2 separate regions of the Mus musculus genome follow, and region 1 is linked to region 2. The links are chromatin loops, found by intact Hi-C in ENCODE. Cell type or tissue: gastrocnemius. All regions are shown on one strand. Each heading gives the region's core, and the rest is flanking DNA. Links, peaks and the distances in the headings are about the cores only.

Evidence for each region. Peaks named below come from ENCODE experiments on the same cell type or tissue, not always from the same donor. Only the 100,000 strongest peaks of a DNase experiment are listed, where the experiment ranks them.
Region 1: it touches region 2 in a loop (8-fold over the local background); 26 of 42 quality-filtered maps call a loop at or near these places.

Annotation. Positions count from the first base shown.
Region 1 is chr6:126,498,891-126,501,801 of GRCm38, reverse strand. The region is part of intron 1 of Gm38899 (a long non-coding RNA gene); the gene reads left to right. Among named protein-coding and RNA genes, the nearest start is that of Gm38899, 15 kb to the left of the region's middle. In gastrocnemius, for the core only: a CTCF peak has its summit at 1,561 (motif pointing left); DNase peaks (open chromatin) are centred at 649 and 1,545.
Region 2 is chr6:126,550,628-126,553,538 of GRCm38, reverse strand. Gm33320 (a long non-coding RNA gene) reads left to right here. Exons shown (of 5, transcript XR_378037.2): 4 at 2,090-2,317. Among named protein-coding and RNA genes, the nearest start is that of Gm33320, 6.5 kb to the left of the region's middle. In gastrocnemius, for the core only: no CTCF peak of the experiment used is centred there; a DNase peak (open chromatin) is centred at 1,343.

The DNA.
Region 1 (2,911 bases), core at 316-2,815, 52 kb after region 2:
CCCTTCCTGACTCCTGTAAACAGAAGCAGCCGTCTCTGCCCTTTCTCTTTGCCTCGGGTGCGGAGGACTTTCTCAGGTCCACTGTTGAGTGTGCGGAGAGCACTCTGGATCACGTGGCTAGTGGGGCTGGACTCCTTCGTCTTTGACAGAAGGACTTCTCTCCAAGCCTCCCAGACACACTGACACAAACCTCTTCCTTACACCCCTTGTCGAAAGCCCAGCCCTGCGTGGTGTGGTACCCAGCTCGCCTATGTTGTTGCCGACAGTCCCAAGCTCCCATTACCCTCTTGCGCACGCTACCCTCCCCTCCTTTCTGCACACAGTGCTGTTCTGGCACAGACTCGTCTCCCTTCCGGGAATCTACATCTCCTTTCATTTTCAAAGCTTCTCCTGGTGACTTCCCGGGCTGCTAATAGGTTTACCAACCGGGTATCAGAACATTAGAACACCAGGCATTCTTCAGTCAACTGCCGGTCTCCTCCTATCTTCTCTTAATGGCCAGCCCCGCCCCCACCACATCCACACCGACCTCACACCTGGAGCCTCTATAGGGCAGGAGGTGAGATGAAGCTTGAGTGAAATCTTAACCACGCCCCCTCTTTACAGTGAGACCAGGGCAAGATAACTGCAGGGAGTCTCAGTGTCGCCACTGAGCACCCACAGGAGCTGATTCACAGCAGCTTGTAACTTCAGCTCCAGGGGATCCAATGCCCTCTTCTGGCTTCTGTGGGTACTACACCCACATGCACACACCTTCACATAGATACACACACATACACTGTAGTCTATACAAAATTTCATGAAAATGAGTTATGTGAATTAAAAAATTACCCAAATGATCTCATAACATTTTAGGTAGTTCTGTGAGTTTAAATTGGGCTGCATAGATATCTCTCTTGGGCCATAGGCTGGGCATGGCCGAACAGTAGAGTTTTCTTTAACTGTAAAGATGAACAAGATGTTCAATAAAATGAATAGAACTGTAGATTATCATGTTGAGTGAAAAGAGACTGGGGAGACAAGTGTTTCTTGCTTTACTTCTTTTTCGGAAGCTGGGAAGGGTGAAGAAGATACGAAACTGGAGACTGCCAGTGATACAGAAAAGAAAATGAAGAGGGCGAGGGGGTGTATAATCTGTAATAACAGAGGGGGTAATTGTGGCCAAGTACTTCTCAAACATGCATGGACCCTTCTGCACAGTTAATACGCATTGATAAAGAACTTGAACTATGTTGGAGCTTGGCTGCAAGGACAGCATTCTGGAGAGACTGGCCGCCCTATTTCCTGTCCCAAACAGGCTTTGGGCTGGGAGCCTGCTAAGAAGAGGCTGTGGCATCCGAAGCCTCACAACTTAGAGCTCTCTCTGGCAAGCGAGTATCAAAGCTGTACTGTTTTTTATGTCTTGGGTCCATTCATGACGAGGTATGTGGTGTTCAGGCCCTATGTCCGAGGCCTGTCAGGGTAGACCTGTGTGTCCCACACAGAAGCCATAGAAAGGCCCACTGGGCTGACAGGCGGGCTGAATCCCAAACACGTTCCTCGGGTGCCACCTGCTGGGAGAATGCGGTTCTGCAGCCATTTCTCCCACCAAGCTGTCTTTCAGGAAGAAGAAAGTTTATCATGTATTGTTTTGGATTAAAACATTTTTGAGACAGATTTTCTCTTCTCTGTCTATCTCTGGCAGTTTGGAACTTGCTGTGTAGATGATGTTGACCCCAGAGTTCCTCTTGCTTTGTCACTAAGAGCTGGGCTTAGCAGCCTGTGACACAATGTGGCAGTGGGCTCAGCATAGGAGTCTAAGCATCTGATAGCTGGTGGGTCAGAGTTAAAAACGGACAAATATGCTGTGGTGGGCGAACTCAGGATATCCAGGTCATAGAAAACTGATACAGAGGAGATATGTTCAGTGTTGATCATTCGCTTACCCTTTCCAACGCCTGGTCGCTGCTGTGCCTTGTGTGTGGTCGCTGCTCCGCCCCGTGCGTGGTTGCTGCTCTGACCCGTGAGTGATCACTGCTCTGTGCATGGTCACTGCTGTGCTCTGTGTGTGCCAAGCCTGAACTTACTCATTTTTAATCACAAGTTCATGGTGCCACAGAGCTGCCCTTAGGATCCTGTTACCCACAGCAATGGCCCAAAACTGAGACAATGACCAAAAGTTCACAATTACCCTTTCTTTATATTTATTTTCAAAGTATGTTGCTAACTGAGCGAGTTGAACAGTGCCTCAGCCTTACTTTCCCAGTTGGTTAGAAGGTAAGGCATTGTCTCAAGGTGCCACCACTGAGAGGTGGTGGAGTCTTCAAGAGATAGGGCTTTATGGAAGCTCTTACAGTCGGCGGCATGCCCTGGAAGTATATAGTACTACTCCAGGCCAATCGCTATTTTATCTTCACTTCCTGGCCATGCCGTAGGGGTTTTGCTCCACCACATCTGCAAATCAGCCAGACCAAAGATTTTAAAAGAGGGAGCCCAAGCAACCCTTCTCTCTTTGTAAGTTGATTCTGTCGGGTAGTTTGTTAAAGTGGTGGAAAGCTGACTAACATGGTAGGGAGACGGAATATCTCTGGCAGGCCCTAAAGACTCCTTCCCTCAGCATGTGGACCCAAGAGCTGTTTCGAGGGCTAGAGCTGACAGCCAGGACTAGAATACAGACTCCTTTCTGCCTTCTATCTGAGCTTTTCTATGTCACAGTGGCTTTTCTCTGGCTTCCTTTGTCTCCAGCCTCCCTTCCTTTATACGGTTCAGCTCTTTCCATCTCTTACTGCGGTTACAGAAATGACAGTGACAGCAGTCTCCAGGTCTGCAGAGCCTCCCTTTCTGTTAAAAAAATAAAAAGCCAGGCTGAAGACAAAGATCTAGCCTCAGAGATGCTGTGATTTTAAACCCAAACCAAACTGTCCCTAGTTCG
Region 2 (2,911 bases), core at 220-2,719:
GTTGAGGTTAGTCCTCCATTTTCAGTATGCCTCTGACCTGTGGCATATCTGCCATTCTCTTAGCACAAGCTTTGAAGGTTGGAGAGCATCTTCCATCCCCAGCCAGGCTTCCAGCTCCTTGTGGATAGGAAGGATGCAGGTGCAAACTTAAGTTCAGCTCAGCCCGTTAGCTCCCAGTGGAGCACTCCCATAGTGTCACAAAAAGCTCTGTGACTTTCTGACATGATCCTCACCTTTAGCCCAGTCCTTCAAGGTCGTGACACCTGACTTCTGGCTGACCATAGCTCCTTCTACTAGTCAATCAACTACAGTGAGCTGGGGCTGGGACTGAAGCTGAGAACATGTCCGGAAGCTGGGAGAAAAGTATGTTCCAGAAGCGAAATGGAAAAAGTTGATTATCCTGGAGTCTCAGACAGAGGACAGTGAACTGGCTCTCTTGGAGTTTTGCCAGCTTGGTTGTCGGCTCTGCAAGTTCCATGCCATGTGACATGGGACTTTTCTGAGAATGGGATGGGGCTCTCATTTTGTATGCATAAACTGAGTTACAGTATCTACCAATTAAAGGGAAGTTTTAGAAAGAAAATTCAACTAGGTGATGCTTGGGCCCTTGCCACTGGGGCTGGCACAGCTTAGTCATAGCTAGGGGACAGTCACATCATTATTGCTAGTGGCTCTCTTTCACCTGGAAGCAGAGTGGAAGTCTCTGGATTGGAAAATCCAATCTGAGGCCCGACAAGTCACTGGGTGGGAAAGGGGTGTACAGCCATGGGACCCAGCCAGAGTCTTAATGAGAGAAAAACAGCTACCCAGAAACAGCTCAACCCCAGGCTTTCAGCTTCTGCTCTGCAAATGACAACCAAGAATCTGCTTTGATTTTTCTCCATTTTCCCCTTCTCCTTCCTTTAGGATTTTTCAGGCTTGGGGATTGAACCCAGGGCATCTCACACGGACTTGGCCACTGAGTTACATCTTCAGTTCTTACTGTTTATGTTTGAAACAGAGTTACTAACTCTCTCAAGATGCTCTTAAACTCACTCAAACAGGCTTTAAATTTTTAGTCCTCCTGCCTCAGTCTCCACAGTAGCTGGGATGACAGGTGTGGCTAAGAATCTGAGTTTTCAACAAACTCAATCCTCCCACGGAGAAAGGTCCGGCTTAGCGTTTTTGGAAGTCCCTTTGTAATCACACCAGGACCTTCTCTCCTTCTTCTCCAAGCTAATGATCATTTGCCTGCAGATGGGTAGACATTGTGCGAGCAGAAAGTCCACAGAAACAGCGAAAGGCGGACCTCCCCTGGTTAGCCCTGTCCCCAGTAGGATGTAGCGTCACTGCACTTCTCCTTTATGCCCAGCAGAGGGCGAGCATGTGCTAGTGCTGTGACCGTTCAAATGGCACTGAGTTATTTACAAAGTGAAAATCCTTCACCTGCTCCTATATGGAGTTCTGTCAGCCAGGACTGGGTGGCATTCCAGGGATACAAGGCAGGCATCTTCCTCCAGCTGGATGTAGATGTTTGGTCTCAGTACCTGGCTCCTTAGGCTCCTCACTCTTCATCCATGCACTTGCATAGAGGTGGGTACCACCCACCAATTAGCAACTAGATTCTAGAGTAAATCGAAATGGAATACTGAATAGCAATGTGTGACAAAGATCATCAAACAGAAAAGCCATCTTTACATGTCACTTTCGGGGAGAGCCCAGCTGGGGAACCCAGAGGGTCTGCAGGACCATGTGGATAGATCACATCATAACTCACATGTGGTAGTGTGGAAAGAAGAGGCTCTTTCTTATGAACCTTTTACCCAGCTCGTTGCCTAGGTTGTGGGAGGAGACAGGATAGCATGTCTGAAGGATCCTAGACTCTGAAAACAGACTATTCAAACCCTAGGTTGGCCACACGTTAGTTGTGTGCCTTTGGGCAAGAATCTAAACTTCTGGAGCTTCAGTTTACCTATCTGTAAGATGGAGGCTATGGGAGCATAAATTGCCAACTATTGTGTATTGTTTAGATGATTTTAGATTCATATAATGTACTTGGCATACAGTAGGTGCTAAACAGATGCATGGTTGCTGTCGTTTTTCTTTTCAGCTTTTCCTTGAGTAAAACAAGTAAACCGGACCCTTTCCAAAGTGATATCTGAAGTTCCAGGAGACAAGCTTGGAGAAAGAAGGCCCCTAGAATGGACGCCCTCTCTCCTCCCTCTCCAGGTCTTCCTTCTGTAAGAACCTATATCAGCTCCACTTCCAGTGTATCTACTGCTACAGCATCATGTTCTTTCATTGGTGGGCTGGTGTCCCACGTGTTCTGGCTGGGAAGGTAAGTGTCGTCCCTCGGAGGTTCAGGGCCTGGTAAAGCAGGGTTTTTCTTTGCTGGACAAAATGACAGCTTAGGAGATGAGTGTCTCTGTGCCAGCATATCATGTCTCTGAGATGACCCTTCCCTGAGGTTATAAGGCTAGGCCTTTGTTGTTCCTGGGAGCATCCTGGTTATCTCTCCCAGAGGCTGGGAAAGTGGCTTTCCAGGAGCTCAGTCAACAGCCCAGAGAGTGAGAAAGAGTTATTATGCACTCACAGAGCATCCTGCTTCCCAATCCCTCCATCAGGACCTTAGATGGCTCATGCCAGATCTCAGATAGAACCTTAGTAGAGTTTCTATCCACAGCTTTGCAAGGGTATGCCCAGCTGTAAGGAGGCTGTTACCCACTTCTCTTTGGGTACATCTTTAGAACTTATACTGTGGAATGGCAGCCTGGTTCTGTATATAGGGGAAGCATTATTCTTCCTTGCTTGGGCAGGTGAGAAAGACCTGTTAGCTCCAGGAGCCTGAACTGACCCCCAGCGATGTTTTGGGTTATGCCTGTGTCCTGATACCTGACCAGGAACAAGCCTTTCTTATCCCAGGGTCTTCCTT